Regions from separate parts of the Homo sapiens genome. Here region 1 is linked to region 2. The links are chromatin contacts, found by Hi-C or POLR2A ChIA-PET in ENCODE. All regions are on one chromosome and are shown on one strand. Each heading gives the region's core, a stretch centred on a gene start or an enhancer-like site at or near the end of the contact. The rest is flanking DNA. Distances are from core to core; before and after follow the strand shown. Region 1 holds the start of TMEM131L (transmembrane 131 like). Region 2 holds the start of GATB (glutamyl-tRNA amidotransferase subunit B).

Region 1 (6,717 bases), core at 3,653-6,152, 1.7 Mb after region 2:
TAGGAACACTTTTACACTGTTGGTGGGACTGTAAACTACTTCAACCATTGTGGAAGACAGTGTGGCGATTCCTCAAGGATCTAGAACTAGAAATACCAGTTTCTAGAAATACCCAGCCATCCCATTACTGGGTATATACCGAAAGGATTATAAATCATGCTGGTATAAAGACACATGCACACGTATGTTTATTGCGGCACTATTCACAATAGCAAAGACTGGGAACCAACCCAAATGTCCATCAATGATAGACTGGATCAAGAAAATGTGGTACATATACACCATGGAATACTATGCAGCCATAAAAAAGGATGAGTTCATGTCCTTTGTAAGGACATGGATGAAGCTGGAAACCATCATTCTGAGTAAACTATCACAAGGACAGAAAACCAAACACTGCATGTTCTCACTTATAGGTGGGAAATGAACAATGAGAACACTTGGACACAGTGTGGGGAACATCACACACTGGGGCCTGTCGTGGGGTGGGGGGAGGGGGGAGGGATAGCATTAGGAGATATACCTAACGTAAATGACAAGTTAACAGGTGCAGCACACCAACATGGCACATGTATACATATGTAACTAACCTGCACGTTGTGCACATGTACCCTAGAACTTAAAGTATAATAAAGTAAAAATAAAAAAATTTTTTGTCTTTCATTTTCAAACTTTAAACTTTTTCAGACTTTCAAACTTTTCACAAAGTTAAAGTTCTAATTTAATCAATTTATTTTTAAATTACAGTAAAACTTACTCTTTATTTTACAGTTTTATGAATATTTTTTAAAATAGAGAATAAACTGTGAATACTGCTGCTACTCACCCAAAATTACATTACAGTCCCATAACAGAAAAGGTCAGTTGTTTAACACAACAGAGTTTGAGAAAGGAGAGAATCCTTATCCTTATCCAATGCATTTAATTGAGGCATTATAAGATGAGATGGAATAAAGTTATAGTAAGAAGGGTCCTCTAGAGGTTGGGTGTGGTGGTTCACACTTGTAATCCCATCACTTTGGGAGGCCAAGGCAGGAGGATTGCTTAAACCTAACAATTCAAGACCAGATCCTATGTCAAAAAGAAAAGAAAAATAAATAAGTAAATAAATAAATAAATAAAAGCCAGTAGAGATTTAGCCATTCATAGGTCTTTTTTTTTAAAAAAAACAAAACCATTTTATCTTATATGAATCTAACTTAACATTGATATACTCCACTAAGACATCACCTTAATGCCTCTTCCACACTTTAGTTGTGCGTATATAATTTTCTTTTCTTTTTTTTTTGGAGACAGGGTCTCACTCAGTCACCTAGGCTGGAGTGCAGTGGTGCAATCTTGGCTCACTGAAGCCTTGAACTCCTAGGCTCAAGCAATCCTCCCACCTCAGCCTCCTGAGTAGCTGGGAATACAGACTACAGGTGTGTGCCACCATGCTCGGCTCTTTAAAAAAATTTTTGGGCCAGGTGCGGTGGCTCACGCCTGTAATCCCAGCACTTTGGGAGGCTGAAGTGGGTGGATCACGAGGTCAGGAGTTCAAGACAAGTCTGACCAACATGGTGAAACCCGGTCTCTACTAAAAATACACACACACACACAAAAAGCCAGGCATGATGGTGGGCGCCTGTAATCCCAGCTACTCAGGAGGCTGAGGCAGGAGAAATGCTTGAACCCAGGAAGCAGAGGTTGCAGTGAGCTGAGATCACGCCACTGCACTCGAGCCTGGGTAACAGAGTGAGGCTCCATCTCAAACAAACAAACAAATAAACAAAAATTTATAAAGACAAAGTCTCACTATGTTGCCCAGGCTGGTCTTGAACTCCTGGGCTCAAGCAATCCTCCTACCTTGGCCTCCCAAAATATTGGAATTACAGGCCTGAGCCACCTTGCCTGGCCTATAATTTTCATATTGAGTTAATTTGTGTTTACATTAATTTTTTTTCAGTTAACATTATTTCATATATACTTCTCCATAACTCTGCCACTAAAAGCAGCTCTGGCTGGACAGGGTGGCTTGCACTTGTAATTCCAGCACTTTGGGAGGCTGAGGTGGGTATATTGTTTGAGCCCAAGAGTTCAAGACCAGCCTGGGCAACATGGTGAAACCATGTCTCTACAAAAATACAAAAATCAGCCAGGTGTGGTGGCCTGCCTCTGTGGTCCCAGCTGCTTGGGAGGCTGAGGCAGGAGTATTGTTTGAGCCAAGGAGGCAGAAGTTGCCGTGAGCCAAGATTGGGCCACTGCCTTTCAGACTGGGTGAAAGAGTGAGATCAGAGTAGTAATGAAGAAAAAGGCTAGGTATGGGAAATAGTACAGAGTAGGGCACCATAGGACTAATTCATAGATTTAAAGGGTGTAAAGGAAAGATGAATTAAATATGACTCCTTGGCTTTTTAGAGAAAATTATTATTAGTGTTTAGATCTAGGTATTTCCCACACCTAGCCTTTTTCTTCATCACTACCCTTGTCTCAAAACAATTTATAAATAAAAATTTTTAAAGGAGTTCTATAACTTGGATTTTAAAATTCTCTATGGGCTTTGGTTTCTTCTGTAAAATGAGGCAGTTGGGCTATTAAATGATTTCTAAAAAATTTCCAGCTCTAATATTCTGTGACAATATCTAGGATTGACAAGGGGAATAATGGAAATATAGCACAAATGACACAGGAGTCTTCTTTGAAGAACAAGGTTACTCCAAAACATGGATGCTGCTTAATGGGCCATAACTTTCCTGTTGTCCATGAGTCAGCATGAAAAATAACTCCAGAGGAGGCTAAGTAGGTCAGATTTATCTAAGAAGACAGCTGTGTAATCCCGTATCCCTCTCCAACCCCATGGCACAGCAGATACATGCTTTTGGCTCTGTGAACAACAGTCAAATAGCATTACCCATTTTGTAAAGTCCACAAGACCACAACTTGAAAAATCAAGCTGGCCTTACAAAGTCTAGAAAAAGCTATAGCAGTATTTACATATGGTCCATAGCAATGTTAGTCTATCTTTTAAGTCATTTCCATTGATGCTGTGATACTCGTTAATGTGGGAAAGACTTTATTAGTAAAAGAGTAAAGTAATTTAAATGTTAGCAAAAAAGTTTTGTATCACAACTTTGAATCTGTTTAACAAAACCGGTTAGGCTGTTAATGTTTGCTTGCTTTCCTTTATACGTATTATACTCATATGAGGACTTAAAATTACATTCTGTAAATAAATAGGCCCATGAGAGAACTTTCATTTAGAAGCAAACTTTGAAGGTGCAGTTACTGCTTAAGTGGGCTGTGCAAATATTCCTGTCACTGGAGGTCCCTTTAACTGCGTGGGGGACCTTCAGAATCCAAGGGGCAAATAGAAACTTGGAGAAGTGAAGAGAAAAAAAGGGCACATTGAGATGGCACTGGAGATCCTTGCTAAATAAAGGAAGATGTTGGCAAGGAATACAGAAAAAAGTATGAAACAGAGACTACTGGAGGTATTCAAGTTGGAAAATGCAAAGTGTCCCTTTTTTTTTTTCACATCAACAACTTACGTTTATGCTAATCTACTTAAATGTTAAGTCTGGCCAAGCAATTAGACTATTTAACCTTGTTTGGAGTTAAATGCAGACAGTGTGTGAGACTGTGTTCACAGTACTGTATTACGTCTTTAGGAAAGAGGATCTAGATTTCATTTTGTCCTTCTCAGGATTGTGTCTGCTATGCAAGCACTGGTTTTCTATAGTCTGGCTTGTAAGGCACAAGGAGCAATTAAACAGAGGATTAAGGTAAACAGGTGTGTCCCATCACTTCCCCTCTTCATACTATATTGTTCATATTCTCTGAATTTCATACAAGCTACAGTGGAAGCAGTAAGTTAACTTTAAAAAATCATAAGATTGCCCATACTTCTAGGTTATGCAAATTGATTTCTGAATAAGCCCTTGTTTGCGACATCGCTGGTAAAGGCAGGATGTTAACTTAAAGAGATGCCAGATTTTGGACTTGTTAGTTATAGGCATCAAAACCTGGAACTAGGAAATGTATTTCCACGTATTACTTCCATTATCCTACTAATGTTAGAAACAGGCAACTAACCACATCCTCGACCCCAACCATATTTCAGGAGAGGCTGGCTGAATTTTGCAATATGATTCCAAAAGGGAGTATTTGCAGGGTCTTTGAAGCTATAAATCCCCTAGGAAGAGTCTTCCCCACCTGTCAGGACCTGGACAGTGTCCACAGAGGGTGCCGGGCGCACTACCGCCACGCGGCGCTGAGGTCTGCCTCTCGGGTTTTGGGAGAGCTCTTTTTATTCTAAATTACAGACTTTGCAGCCACCGGATATCCTCGCTGCATAACTGGCAGTGGCCATGTGGCTGCACTCGCGTTTCCTGACAACCACTGCATTATTTCCACTAATATCCTGTGTCCAAGGCCTCTCGCTTGGCGACTCCTCGTTCCCACCTCCACCGCCACCTCTTCCCTCGAGGGTAATCTCTCGACCGTGGCCCAAGCGCCTCGACAAAGCGGCAACCACCCAAAAGTTCATGAAAATGCACTTGGCAAAAGTGGGCCGCTAGTCCCCGCGGACAGCTCTAAGCGACCCCGTCCCAGCCGAGGAAAGCGCCCGGGCCCCGCAGAGTGCGCGCTGCGGGGCGGGCCCGCGGCCATGTGCTCCGCGCCGGGGCGGGGCACCCGCGGGTTCGCATTGTCCACTTTCCCCCGCACCCCGCCGCGTTCCGTCCCTCCCTATCTGCGGCGCACACGCGCTCAGAGCAAGCGGCGCGCCCGGGTCTGGAGCTGCAGCAGCTGCGGCAGCGGCGGGGGTGGTGCGGCGCGGGGCGGGGCGGGGCGGGGCGGGGCGGGGCGGGGCGGCACGGGGGCGGGCCCGGGGCGAGGCAGCTGGGGCGCCAGCGAGCTAGCGGCGAGCGCGGCGAGCAACGGAGAGGAGCGCGAGCAGCAGCATGGCGGGGCTCCGACGCCCGCAGCCCGGCTGCTACTGCCGCACCGCGGCGGCCGTGAACCTCCTGCTGGGCGTCTTCCAGGTCCTGCTGCCCTGCTGTCGCCCGGGAGGGGCTCAGGGACAAGGTCAGCCTTGCGCCGCTGGGCTCGCTCTGCCTCTCCACCCCGCCCCCGCTCTTTCTTTTAGGGAACTGCTGAAATCTATAAGAGGGCGAGGGGAGGAAAGGGAAAGGGGCAGGAGGAGGAAGGAAAGCTGTTGCGATTCTCCGCTGATAACATTTTCTGACCACAGCGTCCCGTCCCGCGCCTCTCTGCCCCGTACAGCTGGAGAGCGGGGCAGTCGCGGGGCTTGGGGACCGCTAGCCGCTCGCGCCCTGGAGCCTTTGTGCGCGGGCCCCTGCGCCCCGGGCGCAGCCCCCGCTTTGTGTGGCGCGCGCGGGTGCCCCGCAGCGGCCCGGCTTCCTGCAGCTTTGTTCCCCCGAGCCTGGCCGCCCAGGGTCCACACTCCAGATGCTCGGGCTGCGGAGCCCGGAGTGCCTCGTGGGGTGTCTTCACTCCCACTTCGTCCCCCCACCCCCAGCACGAGCACCCCGAGCCTGCCTGCACGCTGTCGCCTTCGCGTCCGAGGGGCCGCCGGCTCACACCCCACCCATTGTATTTTTATCCTTGGCTCGCCCCTGGGATGGCCTCTGTTCCCAGGAGGAAAAAGAGACGTGTTTTGGTGAGGCGGGGGGCACGGAGGGACGGTAGGGGAAACAGGAAGCGTTTCTTTAGCGTGCATTAAAAACGTGGTGTATTTTTTGGTGTTCCTGCAGCGATTGAGCCGTTGCCGAACGTGGTGGAGCTGTGGCAGGCAGAAGAAGGGGAACTCCTGCTGCCCACTCAGGTGAGGACGACCAGGTGACAGGGCGGCTGTGGGTGTACGAGGGAGGAGAGGCGGGGAGGCCCCCGGTCCTCCCCACCCCCTGTCCAAGCGGCACAGGCGTTCGGGCCACTTTGCAAGGCAAATAAACGTTAGGGGCCGAGCCTGAACACCTGGCAACGGTGGCCTTCCCGGCTCCTCCCACGCCATGTGACAGGGCCTGAGGCAGGCCGGCCCCAAGTTCAGAAGGTGGGAACCCAGGCCACCTCAGCAGGGAAGCGGCCAGCGGTCTGTTCGGCCGTGGGTGTCCTGGGTGCACACTGTTCCCTAAGTGAGCTGGTGCTGTGTGGATGGCAAGTGGCTAAGAGGTTGAGGACAACAGGAGTATTGATTTCATAAATGTTAGAGTGGTATTTGCCATTAGCGTTAAGTAGCTTTGGGATGGAGATGTGACTCTCAAGGATTGTCATCTTGGATTTTCTCCAAGTGCCCTTAATTCCTGTTAAAATACACCCACTTAAGAACTTGAATTTCTGGTTTTTTTCTCTGTATGATGATATGATGATTGCGTGTAGAAAAATAATTACTGACGTTTTATTGGGAATCTGTAGCATCATAGAGGGTTTATTGCTGCAACAGATACAGTACTGCAAAGCTTTTAACTTTTACAAGAAATTCCCATTGACTGTGAAGTGTGCACATTTAAATATAATGTTGTTGACTGCCTTTCACCAGTAACGGTAGTGATCCAAAATGCATTTTTTGGGTGGGAGTGGCTTGAATTATAAGGAAATATTTAGCTTGTGTGCAGTACTTTTTAAGATGTTCATTACTTCCCACGGTGGTGGCAGCACTTAATTCTGTGTTGTGTCTTGCGGCTGTTTAGAAAAACAGGATGTCTAGCTATAACTTTACCG
Region 2 (6,001 bases), core at 2,924-5,423:
GAGAGTCTATATACAGAAAACATGCTTATCTGCAAATGGACCTGTTTCTAAAGTGAACTGTAATAAGTATGGCCTGATAGCCATCACATTCACAGCTGGAAAAACCTAGGATGAACTCAGAGCTTATGCCTAATCTCTTGATAATTAACTACAACATGGGAAAAAAATGTTTTGAATCTGGAAGGGAAAATGTAGAGGTGTTATGACAACTTGCCTTCCATTTTACAATAAATATTATTGTATCTCTACTATATCTGAATCTCTGCCCAAAAAAGATGTCATATATTTATAACCAAAATATTCACTCTTCTCAAATAAACAAAAAATCTTTCCATAGATAGATCTCTAAGTCAGAGAGAGAGAAAGAGGGCACACCTCCACATCTATCTTCTCCCAGAGGGACCCAGCAGCAAATCAAAGGTGATCCTTGATATGGTCTGCAGGGAAGGGAGTCCTCCATGACAGAAAATGCGATAAGAGAAAAGTTCCAAGACAAAGATGCTGCCCCAATACAACCAAAGCTGAGTGAGGCAGGCATACTGGAGGCACTGCCCAGAATCTTCCACTTTGGTCAGTGACTGAGAAAAGTATACCTCTGCAAGCCTGCCAGTGCTCAGTTCAACCAGCTTCCAGATTTTTTTTTTTTTTTTTTTTTTTGAGATGGAGTCTCGCTCTGTCGCCCAGGCTGGAGTGCAGTGGCGCGATCTCAGCTCACTGCAAGCTCTGCCTCCCAGGTTCACGCCATTCTCCTGCCTCAGCCTCCCCAGTAACTGGGACTACAGGAGCCCACCACCATGCCCGGCTAATTTTTTGCAGTTTACTATTAGTAGAGATGGGGTTTCACCGTGTTAGCCAGGATGGTCTCGATCTCCTGACCTTGTGATTCGCCCACCTTGGCCTTCCAAAGTGCTGGGATTACAGGCGTGAGCCACCGCGCCCGGCCTCAACCAGCTTCCACTCTTATTTAAATGTTTGAGAGCATGGAATTTACCCATGACAATGTCTGCCTCTCCCCACCTTTGTCACCACCATGGATACACATTTCCTCCAAAGATGGCAGGAAACCCCAAACACAGTTGATATTATAGGTCCTGGACAGACCATATGCTATTTATTAGCTAAAACATTTACTTGTTCCCTTCATACTTTTCTTAAAAATTCAACCAATTATATAAAAATATATGCCAAAAGTCTTGCTGATGAGTATACTGGGCCCAGTCATTCCATAGGATCAAGTAAAAATGAGTGGTTAAGTGAGTACAATAGTTAACTCACTGCATATTATGGCTGTTTTCTACATTATTGAGTGTTTCTTAATTTGCAATAACCACAATCATTACTGGCCTTACACTGTAAAATCATGTAATATACACTGCTTGCTTTGAGTTGACTCCTCCTCCTCCTTCATTTATCTGCCTAAATTTTATTGGGCTTCTCAAATAGCTCAGGCCACCACCTCTTCAGTAACCCTTCCTTAACCTAAAGTACCCCTACTTCAATTTCTCACAACAGTCCTTTCTTTTACTGAATTAGTTGTCCCTCCTCTGGGTTTCGAAATCATCCTCTGCATATTACCTTCAAAGAAGGAATCACACTGTTCTCTGTTTGTTTATAAGACACATCTCCCCTACTAGTTTTTGAACTCCTTAAAGGCAAGGATCATCTTTATGACCCAGCTCAAAGCCCAATGTCTGGTATTAGTAGACATGCTAAAATGTTTGTGAAGTGATGAATACATGTATGAATATATTCAGACTTAGAAACAGCATCACAGAGATGGGTCTTCAGAAAACATTTAATATATCCCGCTTCACCCAAAACTCCCTAAATAAGTATTTCCAAAGAGTTGTGTTATTATTAAAACAAGAAAATAATTTTCCATGTTCAATATAAAATAAACATTTTTCTAATGAAAATAGGATTAAATAAGAATCTTACCGGCAAAGTTCCAGGTAGAGATGCATCAAAAAAAGAAACCAAAGAATTTGGAGGTGCTGAAAAGCGAACTTGAGATCCAGAGAAGAGTTTAGAGTTGGAGGAAATCTGGGCATGAATTTCCAAACCTACCACAGCAGCCCATTTGTGTTCACTAAGAAGAAAGAGATAATGGTTAAGATGTATTATATTTGTCACCATGAATGAATTTCTATAAGTCTAAACCACAAATGTTAATTTCCTATATGTGTTTTAAACTTAATACAATGTTATATCCTCACATTAAAAATGTGTCATATTTTATCAGTGACTAAATAAAAAACAATTTAGAATAAGCGCCTACACTGAGATTGGCAAACTAAAATTCATTTACAACATGGCATCAGGAGGCTGATGATATAAACATGAAGGCTATAGAGAAAGGAACAATTTGGCGTCTTAAAACAATTTAGAAATGGGTATCAGGTGACAACTGCTTGGCTGACTTCAGTGAAAAGCGGCATTTAACAAATTAACTGTAACTTATCAAGTAATCACTCAGTAAATGATGAAAGCTGATCTTTCCCACATTATCTAGAATTAACATAAATGGCAACATTCTACTACTAGAGAAATAATGATAAATAGTTCCACGTCTCTTATTTAAAAAGGAAATTCTCAACCATGTTTTGGTTTGCATGTATAATAACCAGAGAGACACAGATACAATAAATCACCACTAAATGATACTCTTAAAAAAATTTTGCAAAACTCCACCACACTAAACCATCTGATGCGGCATATTTTTGGTCCCCCAAATCACTTTCAATTCCTGAGACCTAATTTCAGGTTACTTTTTTAATGCTTATTTGCTATCAAATCTAAGAAGCTGTTAAATGCTATAATAATCTCTCTTATCTGGTCAGTCCTACTCTGTTGGGTCTGTACATAGGCCTCTCCAGGTCCTTATAAATGTGCTTATTCCCTATGAAATCCATGTATGTTCCTATCCTGCTCTTCTCCCAAGTAATTTTGTGTATATACATATATATATATATACATATTTTACATCGTTTTGTTTTGTTTCAATCATTTCAACATATAAAGTTCTATATCTGAAGTACTGCAAGAATAAGTCCTTCTTTTTAAAGTTTGGAAACACAGCCCATAAGGGAGGGGAATTAAAGTAGGAACTCATTAGAAATTCTGCATGCAGTAAAGCACCATTCAAAGTATTTTTGCATTTCCATTACATGAGAGAAAAAATGTACTTTCCATTCACAAGGAAACAATCTAATTCACGAAAAGAATACAAAACTGAATACTTCTTTCTGGACAATTTCCCTCTGTTCCTCCAACTGAAAGTAAAAATAATGCCAACTAGTCTCAAAGAATAAACAAAATATTAGAAACTTGCCATATGTTTCTGTATTTAAAGAGAAACTATTTAATTCTTACATAATGAAGCATAAACAGCTGTTCAGGGGATATCTGGCCAAATAAGCAAAACTCTCCATATAACCAGGGGGAGTATCTCTTCTTTTGGCTGCGTCCTCCTAGGTCTAGTCACACATATTCCAACATAAAACGCCTGCACAGATAGCTAGTGTTTTCTGACTAATGACAATAACCCACCACTACCAAGAGCTTGTAGGTAAAGGCTCCCTTTCTACCTTTAGAACGCTGCCAGCCCATACTAGCGCTAAATAAAATCAGCTAAATATGATCCCGCTTCTCGTGTCACCGTCCCCACTGCTAGTGCTATTAGTAAGATGACCGAATCCACTCTTCTGTCTGTGCACCCTTCAAGAAAATATTTGCTATTTTACACTCGCGAATTCCCCAACTACATCTATTTGAAAACAGTGGTTTATATATGGGGGCGGAGTTGATAGAAAGTCTGTTTGTGCTTTTATTTAGGTTTCGGGGCTCCAGGTTATAACTCAACGCCCTCCCGTCAGCCAAAACGTCTAGAAGCTGGGCCGTAATTGCCATTATTTCCCCAGTCCTGCAGTTCCACCTCACAGTTAGGTGGGCAGAAATGTATGAAACAGAATACCCTTTCCTCGTCTTCTGGGCCGTGTGGAGGGGCTGCTGAGCCACTGAGCTCTCTCCCCTAATCTGGTTGGATGTGGACCCAGTCGGAGCCCCTCTTCGGTGGCAAGAACCACCGTCAACCCGGGCGAAAGCCCAACGTCTTCCACGGCAGCCCCAGCGCAGCATGGGCGCCGCCATTGTAACTCCAGGGTCTTGGTCAGGTGACTCAGCCTCACTATGCCGCGAGGCTCCCTGGGAAGCGTAGTTCTGGAAATGCATTAAAAACGCCATAGGCTCGGACCGGAAGACTACTATTCCCGGCGAGCATTGTGATTCGAAGCCTGCCGGAACCCCGCGGAGAGGGGAGGGAAGGAGAAATAGAGGAGAGGGTGGGAGGGTTTCTGGGTGGGGAGGTGTGACTCCTCCTAGCGGGGAGTTGGAGAGGTTTGTGGCTGTGAGCGTGTGTATAAGTTAGAGTGTGAGCGCTTGATGCTTGGTGCTAAAGCGTGGCCGGGATTTTATAACCCAGTTAACCTTGCAAGGGGAAGTAAATGACCTTGACAGCTCAGCAGAGACTTCCTCAGCCCCCAAACCCAATCCGTTATATTCTCTGTCTACTCTCCTGCTTCACTCAGCAATTTGTGCGTTAATGCAACAAATACTTATTTGCATGCCTACCGTAATGCCAGGCTCAGTTCTCTTAGGCACTGTAGTTACTGCAGAGATCAAGACAGTTATGGCCCGCATGTTCATGGAGCTTACATTCTAAAGAAGGGAGACATACAGAAGTTAACAAAAATAAGATACTTCCATATAGGTAGTAAGTGCTATGTTTAAGCAGAGGTAATTGGAGACAAACAGCCCTAGATTGAATGTTCATGTACATTTTAACCTCCTTTTTATTATTGGCCAGTATCAGAAACACACTCCTTATATGCTAGGAGCAGATACCATCGTCCCAGCGGACTTCCTTCATTTTCCTGTGTCAAAACTAATACCCCTTGTTAAAACTGCCACCGATTTCTTGTGTTTGAACACAGTCTAGAATAGTCATTTAGCCACTCTCTATTTCATCACCCGACTTTGATTGTCCTCGTAGTGCTTTTGACTGCCTGATGTTTATCTTCTATTTCCACAAATTCCTCGTCTGTCTTATTCACTACAGTACAAAGTAGGTTCCTTAAAAATATTTGTTGAATAAAGTAGTGCAGTGTGGAGAATGCATTTGACAAAGGATGGAGTGGATGCCCTTTGGAGCAGTAATTGTTTAGGGGAGAGATGATGAGTTAGGGTGGTGGCAGAGCCAAAGAGAAATGGATCTGTTTGAGATAGATATAGGAAGTAAAATTGAAGGACTCTGATGGATTGGATATGATGGTGGAAGGCTAGGAGAAACAAATAACTCCTGGATTTCTGGTTTGCACAACTGGCTGATGAAGTTATCCACCGAGATAAGGAAACCAGAAAAGGAACAGGTTTGCAAAGAAAACATATGAGTTTGGTTGCCTTGGAGACATTCAAGAGGAGAAATCAAGTAGACATCAGTGATGCCTAATTCTGAGTATAGAGCAGGGCAAGGGGAAAAGCTGCATATTTTGTATACTTCACATTGATAGATTTTCAGTTATTGATCAATAATCCATTGATTAGTTGGCTGTAACCTTTGATCTTTTCCTTTAATACACTTCAATTGCATATCCATATGGAAGAAAGAAACTTTAGTTACTGTCCTTAAAATTGTCATCATTTATTTTTTCCATCTTTTCTACTTTTTCATCCACTATCACTGTTCTAAATTGCCACACCAGAAGTATCAGTCATTTGACCAAGGATGAAAATGACAAAAATGACAGGGACTGGAAGGGAGTGGTGGAGACTTGTTCCAAAATTTCTCTCTAATTATTGCCCTTTATTTAAGGTTCAGATGATTCTCTAGATCCTTTACTAGAGTCTTCCCTCTGAGTTTCCATGTTTTCCACCTTTACTCTAGGTAAGCTAGCTTTCTTTTACTTATTTAGCTCCTCAGGTTTTTCTGGCCCAGACTAGGGGT

What was found. A loop is a pair of places that touch in the nucleus more often than their neighbours do. ChIA-PET counts read pairs that join two places held with the same protein, here RNA polymerase II (POLR2A). Pooled maps may share reads with other maps.
Region 1: a loop to region 2 is called in a map with no recorded cell type, with 7 times the contacts of the local background. The contact joins the promoter of TMEM131L here to the promoter of GATB in region 2. A Hi-C loop is called at or near these places in 1 of 37 single-sample maps with no recorded cell type and 1 of 50 pooled maps. POLR2A ChIA-PET finds 5 or more read pairs at or near these places in 1 of 52 experiments (H1).

Annotation. Positions count from the first base shown.
Region 1 is chr4:153,461,458-153,468,174 of GRCh38, forward strand. It overlaps TMEM131L (transmembrane 131 like), which reads left to right and starts at 4,903. Exons shown (of 35, transcript NM_001131007.2): 1 at 4,903-5,064; 2 at 5,754-5,824. The coding sequence starts at 4,941. RefSeq lists enhancers at 4,364-4,543, 5,914-6,579, 6,074-6,163, 6,534-6,593 and silencers at 4,584-4,733, 4,774-4,873, 5,244-5,603.
Region 2 is chr4:151,756,834-151,762,834 of GRCh38, forward strand. It overlaps GATB (glutamyl-tRNA amidotransferase subunit B), which reads right to left and starts at 4,174. Exons shown (of 13, transcript NM_004564.3): 1 at 3,974-4,174; 2 at 1,939-2,089. The coding sequence starts at 4,149. RefSeq lists an enhancer at 3,890-4,169.